Linked DNA regions of Homo sapiens: region 2 is linked to region 1. A link is a loop called in an ENCODE intact Hi-C map of the cell type or tissue named here. Cell type or tissue: sigmoid colon. All regions are shown on one strand.

Evidence for each region. Peaks named below come from ENCODE experiments on the same cell type or tissue, not always from the same donor. Only the 100,000 strongest peaks of a DNase experiment are listed, where the experiment ranks them.
Region 2: it touches region 1 in a loop (23-fold over the local background); 2 of 110 quality-filtered maps call a loop at or near these places.

Annotation. Positions count from the first base shown.
Region 1 is chr7:153,379,427-153,384,426 of GRCh38, reverse strand. No RefSeq gene overlaps it. Among named protein-coding and RNA genes, the nearest start is that of LINC01287, 30 kb to the left of the region's middle. In sigmoid colon, a CTCF peak has its summit at 2,715 (motif pointing left); DNase peaks (open chromatin) are centred at 1,656 and 2,666; H3K4me3 peaks cover 416 bases.
Region 2 is chr7:154,037,167-154,042,166 of GRCh38, reverse strand. It overlaps a transcript of DPP6 not described here. Among named protein-coding and RNA genes, the nearest start is that of DPP6, 13 kb to the left of the region's middle. In sigmoid colon, no CTCF peak of the experiment used is centred here; a DNase peak (open chromatin) is centred at 2,158.

The sequences.
Region 1 (5,000 bases):
TAAGAAAAATTCATGCAACAGTTACTGAGCATCTACTCTGTGCAAAGCTCTGTGTTCCCTGCTGGCCTAGCTGCCAGCCTCGCTGGAGAGAAGAAACAGGAAAAAAAAAATCATTCTACCACAATAGAAGAATGAAGAGTGCAATCATGATCATAATGGATGGGCAAACACATTCTGCAAGTTGTATTCTAATCTTCTGCAGCCCACACATGTACACAACGAGGCAGATTTTTACCCTTCTCCTTTCTAATTTGTCTAATATACTTTACATCAATATATCAACAAGAAAATAGTAAGACATACCAATATGTTCCTTTGCAAATATAATTATGTAATCATCTGGCAAACAAATAAACTCCTAGCTAATGCAAAGCTTGCTTTCAAACTATTTTTTTCTTTTTCTGCCCAGAGCAGGCTTACAAATAAATATTGAGTGTGCCAGGACATTGCTCAATTTTTCCTGTGCTAAACTTTTTAAGTGTAGCTGGGAAAGACAGTCTCCTTGCATTTACCTACTTGCCCAAAAGCAAAATGTTATTCATTGGCAGAGAAGAGGTTTCTCCATATTCATTGTATTCACCTGTCAGTAATTCACGTCTGGGTGAAATATCTCAAAATGCATTTTAAACCACTTAACTTTACCAGTTAGCACTTGTCTTCCTTAAGCTCACATTCAAAGCATTCTGCCCAATTATTGGGGCAGATATCAGAGACACACATTATAAACCTCTATGAGCCTGTATCCACCAGTCTCTCACTCCACAAGCCATGAGACATGAGGCACGATGGACAAAGGGCAACGTCGTCAAAGCTGAGAGATGCAATTTCTGCACAACACAATCATGTATTAGCCACGTGACCCTAGCCATCACTTAACCCCTCTACGGCTCAATTTTCTCATCTTGCAACTAAACCCTTAGAAAAGTACTATTTGCTCTGCCTACCTACAGGGCTGAGATTAACGTTCATTAAAATTTTACATGTATTAATAGGTGATTTCATGGAAGCATGTGCTCATAAAAATATCTATGTTCCTTAAAGTAGGCATTTGCATGAGTCTCTCAGAAAACAAAACTGCAAGCATCCCTGACTGAGCTGGTTTTCATGGGTGGTGATCCTATCCTTGGCTGCAGAGCTTATAGGCCATTCCTATATCAAATTATTTCAAAAATGTTTATTTGAGTGCTCTAGGTATCACATGATGAAAGGCATTGGGCATACCAAGATATTTCAGTGAGCTCACAGGACTTTGGAGGAGTTCGGAAAGTCATAATAGAGGGTAATAAAATGGCTTATAAGCAATTCCAACATTCCAGACACCTCCCCCCCACCATAAAATGAAGATATGAAGTTATTGAAATAGTCACAGTAGAGTAGAAAATGAAGCGGAGTCCAAAAGTTCGAGGTGCGTTTGGCGGTGCTTCTGACTTGGATGGAGTGACTCGATCAGTGGCCGCTAGAGAAAGAACAGATGAAGATTAAATAAAAATATAAGATTCATGTTTGGTGATGCAAACACATAAATTTTATTGTGTATGGAGAGGTTGCCAGGGTGTCTTCACCCAGAGGACACATCTCTGGAAAATCTTAGTCAAGTGTACGAGGAATTTGCAGAGTAGATTGAGCAAGAGCTGCTGGCTGGATGAAACATAAGATCTGCCTCCAAGATTCTTACAATCCAGCGTTGCAATGGTCTGAGGCCTGTCAGGGAGAATTTGGGAGGTTCAACAGCAAAGCAGCCACCCATATTACTGTCCTTCTGACAGGTCAGCAGGAGAGTCTCCTCTTGAACCATGAAGGCAGCTGTCCAGGGCATAAGTCTAGTTGACGGGCTCTCTAGCTGTTTTGTGTCCCTTGCTCAGACAACTGTTATTTTAACCCATTCCCCACCCGACCCCTTGGAGTTCCTTAGGCAAGTCTCTAAGAACCTCCACGTATGAAATTTACTTGACCCTAAGAAGTCTAAAACAGCAAAAGAATAAACCGTGTTTCTTATTTATAACCATTTTATCCCTTCAAAAACATATCCATAACTGCAGCCTAGCATTCAGGAGAATTAGATTTTATATCTGCGCATGATATTATGCACAGAGAGGTGAGGCTCAGACAGAAGAAATTATTTCTCAAGGACACCCAGCTAAGGTTGCAGGACTGATACGAAGACCTGGGCTCTGTGCCTTCAAATATACCATCTCCACAAGGGTCAGAAGCTTTATTAAATCATTCACTTGACAAACCTTCTTGGAAGCTGGACACACACCGGGTGCTGGAAGAAAGATGAAGAGGCAGTGGCCCTCATGAGTTCCTGATGGAACTCATTCGACAAAGCCATTGAACGTCAGATGTTTTCTGGTAAATCAGCCTGTTGAGGTAGATTTCCTCCTATGCCCGCCTGACAGGGGATCATGTGGTCTCTGCTAAAATTCTAGTGGACATGGGAATTCACTAGTGTTGGAGGTAACCTGTACATCAGAACTCTTCAAGAAACCCCTTATTTCATTTGTCTTTGTCTTGCTCTGTCTTCACACTTCCCACAGGGGCTTACCTCGGATCCTAGTTCCCTGGCCCTTTTCTTCCCCTTTTTTTGAAAATAATCTGGAATCCCAGGCTTCCCTTCCAGTTCCCACAGCGAGACCTTCTCACCTTGGGCAGCCAAGTTCGAGAGGCAGACAACACTGCCTCCTGGTGGCCAATGCGAGGCTCTACAGAAGGGCGAGCCTGTCCTTGCCAGTCTCTCTGTTATCAACCCAGAAAAAGGGAAAAAAGATATTACTCCCCGTTTTTTGGCAAGTAAAAGTGGAAGGAAGAAAAAACAAGAGCATAACAGAGACATCTGCAGCGTTTGGCCCTGGAATGCAGCATCCTTTTTCTGATCCTAACTTTCACTTGGTGACGCTGAGCTGCCCATCCCCCAGGAGGTGATTGCCTCCGACCCCTCCCCGCAGCACAGACCTTGTCTTCAGGAGAGTCTAGGGTCAGGAGCTTATGGATCCCTATTGAAGCCGTAATCCATTTGATTCACACCACAAGGGCTCCAGCACAGATAATTTTAAAAGTATTGTGGAAACAGGAGAAAAAATAATTAAAACGGAATTTCACTTTTTACTGGCAAGCCTCAAAGGTTATTAGAGACAGTCTAACATTTACTACCTAGCAACATGTCTCACGTCCACTTTTACCTGCTCCAAAATTAGCCCTTATCTTTTCCCCCGAGAAACTGTTCCCTTTCATTCCTCTCCTACCTTTTAAAACAAGCGAAATAACAACACCCGTTCTTCCTACTTCTTCCCTGCCTCCTCTAGGTCTCTACCTGCCCCATCCTTTCTTCTTCTCGCTTCTTTATTCTGAACATATCTCCTCTCCCTATGTTCTTTCCTTCTTCTTCTTGCTGTAGTCCTGTTCATCTCTCTCCTTGTCCACCTGTTCTCATAAATGTCCAAAGCACCTGCATGGGGCTGGCAGATTCTTTTTTCAGTGCAGGGAGGAGAAGGAGCCACCCCCACCCCGAAATGTCAGACCCCTTTTCTGGGCTAGTAAAGGCGCAGGGCTGAGAACGCTGATAGCTGAGATGTTGGGTTAAGCCACATGCACTCCGGTAGCTCTCGGTTGCCTCTCTTGGTCTCATATATGTTTGTGGTCAAAGGAATATACTGGGAATCCACCCCCGCCCCCCACCAGCCACCATCACCACCACAAGACTTACAAACGGAATTTGAAACCATTTTGTGGGAATGGCTGTTTAGAGACCAAAAGAAAAGACAGAGAGTCTTCTGAAGGTTTTCAGACTCTGGCTGTAAACTAATGCTAATTCTCAGATAAGCTAAAAATAATGTCCCCACAGGCGGGCTTCTGGAAGCCAGGCCACAGATCTTCTCAGCTTGACTCTATATTACAGTGAGCCCCGTGGAATAATAGGCACAATTTGTGTTTATTTCCCCAGCCCCAGAACATGTATTGAAAGTAGGTTATGTTTAATAACTGGTGGGATCCCTACATTGAACTGTGGAGTGAAGACTATCATGGTAGAAAAAGCCAAGCGACAGCCCCTAGAACCACATCGTCTCCGCCAAAATAATAAAGCAAAAGCAATACTGCATGTCTGGGGGCACTTTAGGGATCAATGCTAGCACAACCTGTAGGGTAAGAATAATTGCACATGCCCATCCGCCTTACCTGTTTATATGATGCAAAGACCAGCTGAACCTTGGGGAATGACTGTAGTTATTCCCCAAGATTACTTGGGGTTACTGCACACATAATTAGGTGGTGATATCTATGTAGCTGTGGCTCCATGTGTGGCATCTTTACTGAAACAAATCAGCATGGCCCTGCCACCCCGGATGCAGCTGTGGACTTGGTGTATAATGTTTCTGCACTTTTATCAGGAAAGATTCTCGGAAACCGTTCGCCCTCATGTGGCAGGAGCATCAGTACACCTTCACGATCTCATCTCATGGTTATACTAACTCTCTTGTTTTGATCATAAGACAAATAAGAGAGAACTGGAATATCTTAACATCCCACAGGCATCCCAGTATGTCAATAATATTTTGCTAAATGAATCTGATAAGAGGAAGGAGCAGGTGTCAAAGAAGGTGACAGATAAAGTTCACTAATATTTGGGAGTCTGCCACAGTGATAAAGTTTTCCAGAGAGCCAGTGGTCTCAGATATATTAGAATATCTCCTCTGAAGTGAGAGATATGTTGTAACACTTTGTAGCATTGATGTCAAAAAAGTACATAACCCTTGATAGACTATGCATTTTGAAGGACACATACAGGATATTTCAGCATGCTTCTATATTATAATTATTGGCTAACCTCCAAGATTGCCAGTGTGGAAAGTGGAGGGAATAAAGAGAAAGAAGGTTCAGGAAGTAGTTCAAGCTGTCTTGTTCCTTAGGGCTTGTGCTTCAACACATACAATAGCATTTCCTGTGTGTAAGACGGATAAGATATTCTATAGAGACGTTGACACATCACTGCATAGATCCCCTGG
Region 2 (5,000 bases), 660 kb before region 1:
CCCTCCCCTGGCCTGCCAACATCACTTCCTCCTGTTTTCTGTCTTTGAACATAGTTGTGTGAGGATTTGATGCTCAAAGCTGCTGTAGCCTTTTTGAAACCATGAGAAGAGGCCAGGCGCCGTGGCTCACGCCTGTAATCTCAGCACTTTGGGAGGCCGAGGTGGGCGGATCACGAGGTCGGGAAATCGAGACCATCCTGGCCAACATGGTGAAACCCCGGCTCTACTAAAAATACAAAAATTAGCTGGACCTGGTGGCGTATGACTGTAATCCTAGCTACTCGCGAGGCTGAGGCAGGAGAATCACTTGAACCAGGGAGTCAGAGGTTGCAGTGAGCCAGGATTTCACCACTCACTGCACTCCAGCCTGGCCACAGAGACAGACTCTGTCTCAAACAAACAAACAACAAAAAAAACAAACATGAGAAGAAGGGGCCAGTGTTTGCAAGGATGCACACCTTGAGCCCTGATAGCATGCAGGTACTGAACTAAAACCAGAATCCTCTTCCCACCCAGATAAAATCCCCCGGGCTTAGGCCCTTTCAGCCAGGAATTGTTTCACAGCCAAAAGCATTCCTGTTGGACACACTGCACACCTGGTTCTTCCACTGCCTGGCTCTTGCACCAGGATAGGTCGCTAAGCATCAGACGCTCATCTATGGCATAAGCATGCTAAGAGAGGCCAATCCTATCAGCTTTATTTAAGCACAGAGTTCCCGAGAGGGCCAATCAGTTGTTACAGAGGGGAAACCTCAAAACTTCTTTTATGTACCTAACCTTTAAAACACATATGGCCGCCTGTAGCTCACAATCTAAAAAGAAAATCATCAAGCCTTCCCACCTGATTATTTGTTATTGTCCATAACTCTGGGGAAAAATACCACTGTATTTGGGCTTTTTATTGATTTTTGCACATTTCTTCAACTAGAAAATCTGGAGGCAAATGTGTGTCAATGCTCGAAGGCCTCTTAAATATGTGAAGAGAAGAGAACATGTTTTGTGAGATGTTTTCTATCCAGGATTTGTAAAGCCACAGAGGAGGAGTATGAGTCTGAAAGAGGAGGGTAGAGGAAGGACAGAGGAGGAGGGAGAGGGGAAAAGAGAAATAATGCTTTAGCAAATTTATTTTAAAATAACACTCTTATGTTTATCTGCACTTTATACTTAAGTTGTGTTGAAAGGCAAAACCCTGTTGCCCTAAAGAGACTCCCAAGAGGCTGACTTTGAGCTGGCATCATAAGAGCCAGTTTGGAACCCACTCCACCAAGGCTGCTATGAGTTGAAGATGACAGGCTTGAAATCCTCTTCCCGGGGCAGGAGGAAAGAGCTGCACAGGCCATGTAGCACGCAGGCTAAGTGTGCATTCAGAACACTAGTAATCAGAATAAGAATCACAGTTAAAGGAAAAATGTTCCAGCCCCTAGGAACATATATAGAATTCTGTACACAGAATATGTGGGAAAAAATACTTTCAGCACACATGATATTGCTTTTATTAGTTAACAAAATAAATTATCCTTCTGGAATTGCATATGGGAGAGGCAACATGATTTGATGAGTGTTTAGGGACTTTGAGTCTTAATCCAGCCCATAGAATTGTTGTTTGAATGTGAGCCTCGCTCCATATTTACCAGCCTTGTTTATATAAGGCAGGGGTCAGCCACTAACAGATTCTACATGCAGAGTCTATGTTGCAGGTCATCTTACACAGAACTGGTGTTGAGAACAGAAAGCAAGAGAAACAGCCTCATGAAGCGTGCTGCCTTATCTTGCAACTTATTTTGATGATTTAGACCTCGTGTGTTTTTCCTTATTTTGATCCAGGTGAATAAATCAGCATTAAAAAGTGACAAAAAAACACTTCTTACAGCTTCATGGATTTCTCTTTTATTCTCCTTTCTTCTTACTGCTTCTCTTTCCCACCTATGCCACACCAACAGCATCCTCCGTGATAGCACCTCTATCTTTGCAAAACAACTGGTAGATCCTCTCCACTTACAGTTTTTGATTTGTATAACCCTCGGATGAATTCAGCCAACTGCAAAAATAAAAGCAGCCGAACAAACAACAGCAAAGCCAAAGCAAAACAAAACAAAAAGAACCTTATAAAAGCGCTGCTGTTGAGCACACTGAGAACAACTTGGAGCTTGACATCGCCACTTGGGGGCGCCCTGGGAGCTCAGAAATGCAAGCTCCGTCCAGCCCCGGGAGCCCGGGCTGACTCAGGGCAGCCCCTTCCTTCTGACTACACGGTTTCTGTATTCAACTAACCACACGGGAAATGAGACTGCCTTTTAGAAGACTTTTGTTTCCTATGAAAAGGAAGACTGCTGCGCTATAAATGTTTTAAATGCTCTCCGAAATATTAAAATCAAGTCAGTAAATGAACCATAACTCTGTCTTCTCATTTATTGAAGAGTCAGATATTCCAGGAGGAAGGGGAGGGCAGAAAATGAAACTAATTTCCGTTTATCATGGAGGATGGACAGATCAGATAGATGAGTTTGTGTGCAAATAATTCAGTGATTCAGAAGGGATTCTGGATCACTTTTCACTGGGCCATTGGTGGGTGGGACACAACACTGGCTGAGAGATAGTGATGACACTGAGTTAAAAAACAAGCATTACTGGGCCCAGATTGCCTTATTCCACCTATCATGGAATAAAAAAGAAATCCAGAAAAAAGAAAGAGGCTATGCTGTGATGGCTGACAGACTCTGAGGAAATTGCAAATACACTGAGGACCTTGGAGAGCAGCCTCAGATGATCACTTCTGCACCTGTCTTCTTGGAGAACAGGAATTTTCTGATCTTTGAAAAACTACAGATTCATCGTCCAAGAAAACCCAGCTAATTTGTTTTCAATCAGTTTCAAAAAGGCATATTTTCCTGTAAACTGGCAATGTACCTGGGAAGCTAGGACATCAAGAGATCCACCGGGCACCTCCAGATGAACTCTGAATTTATTCGTAAACTCTCATCCCATGAAGGGTTTTACTGAAGAATAATAAAAGATTCTACTTTGGGGTAGCTTTATAACCATACGTTTCACATGCATTGTCTTATAAGGGAAAAGTCCTGGGGTAAAAGTAGGAGAGAGTTTGGGTTCAAACCCAGGTCTGAGTGCTGCATCTTGCAGGAAAATTCCCAGTAATCTTTGTCCACTGACTTCTGTCATTTCATTGACTCATTCACTGGAAACACATTCCAGGATGTTGTGAAATTAAATTTCCAGATGGCACAACCATAGGCTTACTTTAAAGCCCAGCTCACACACCACCTCCTGGCTTTTGAGGTCTTCCATGATTCTTTAAGGAGTTACTACTAGCCTTGCCAAGTCCTCATAACATCTGCATGTGCCTGCCTTATAAAACACACCACTCTTTACCTTGTGCTATTCATCCATCTATTCATATGACACACATCAATGAACATCTGCCATGACTGGCCAAGTCCTATTTTCCCCATTATATGTTCCCTAAGAAGATCTATGTCTGATTACGGTTCATGCAAAAACTGTCATCTACAGGGTAGGAGTTCATTCGAATAAAGTTCACTTAAGACACACTTATCTACAAACAGTCTTCAGAGAGGTGATCGGATGGAAGATATTAACATGATTCTGGAGTCTGCTAGGAGCTGCTCTGACTGGTGGCTACTGAGATACCAGTGACGGGAAGGTGCTACATCGTTAACAACAGTGCCTTTCAAAAATGATGAACTATAATCTACTGGTAGGTCATATTTAAAATCTGTTATAAAATCAGCACGTGATTTTTTTTTAAAATTGAAAAATCTGCCATGCTGTGTTTTTCAACTGCATGTGGGGTGGGCTCCTTCCAGACAGACAGGCTGTACTGCTGGATACCTCCCTGTATCTCCCCAGTAGAGGACAGACTCCTTGAGAGGAGGGACTACTTCCATCTCCTTTGCTGTTCATAACCAGTGTTTGTCACGGTGCCTGGAACACTCGAGATGGGCAACAAGTATTTGTCAAACTAATGAATGAGGCTATGACAACAAAAGTAACAAAATCATGGTAGGCAAGTCTGTGTTTCTATTATATGTAAGAACTGCTGAAATCAGTTTAGAGAATCTTTCTCTGAATGTATCATTATATGTTTTATGTGTGGGGGATTTATTAGCTTCTAACATCTTAGATTCCCAAGGTGAGTATGAAAAGAGAAATCACTGTCATATCAATGAAGCAAGACATCTAGATATATGTGTTATCAAGTTAGGTTGTTGCCATAGGACTCCAACGGTGATTTATTAAGGAAAGGTACTCAGTGCACCAGGGCTGGGTGGCCACAGTGCCCTCCATTACCTCCTAGCAGCTTTCAAGGGTGAAGAGAGCTTCCATCAAGAGGAAGCTTAACAGGGTGAATAGGGAAAGGGCTTTCATTTGGGATTTTTCCTACATTTTAGTGGTATAGCCATTTATATCTAAGAGGCTAATGAAAACACATCCTAGAGAAACTAATACTGCAAAATGACACTTGGGATAGATAGGAAAACCTCTTAGGGTGGTTTATGTATCAAAAATAGATTAATACCACTGATAAGAAGCCCACATAATTTTTCCACACTTTGAAATTAATTCATTTCTTATATATACCAGTGGTATTAAATGTTTTGATTATTCACTCATTTATTCGTCTATTAAGTAATTTGGATTAAGTGTTCTTTTTAATTACAGCATCAGTAATTTTTTAAAAACAACTCTATAAATATTTGCTCAAAGGGCTAACAGTGAACCCCTGAAAAATACATGTGACTGCAGGCTGGAGACTGTGGATAAGGCTGCCATGAGGTCCTGGGAAATGTCTATTAGAGTGCCAGGAGCAGCTGTGTTTCAGTGAACACTTCGGAATACCAATGGGGAAAGTAAATTCATAGAATATAAACCAACTGAACTCTTTTCTCCCATGTGCCTCGCAGGGTCAAAGCTGGCTCTCTCCTCTCTGGTTCCTGGGAAGGCCGTCTTCCTACCAAGCTCAA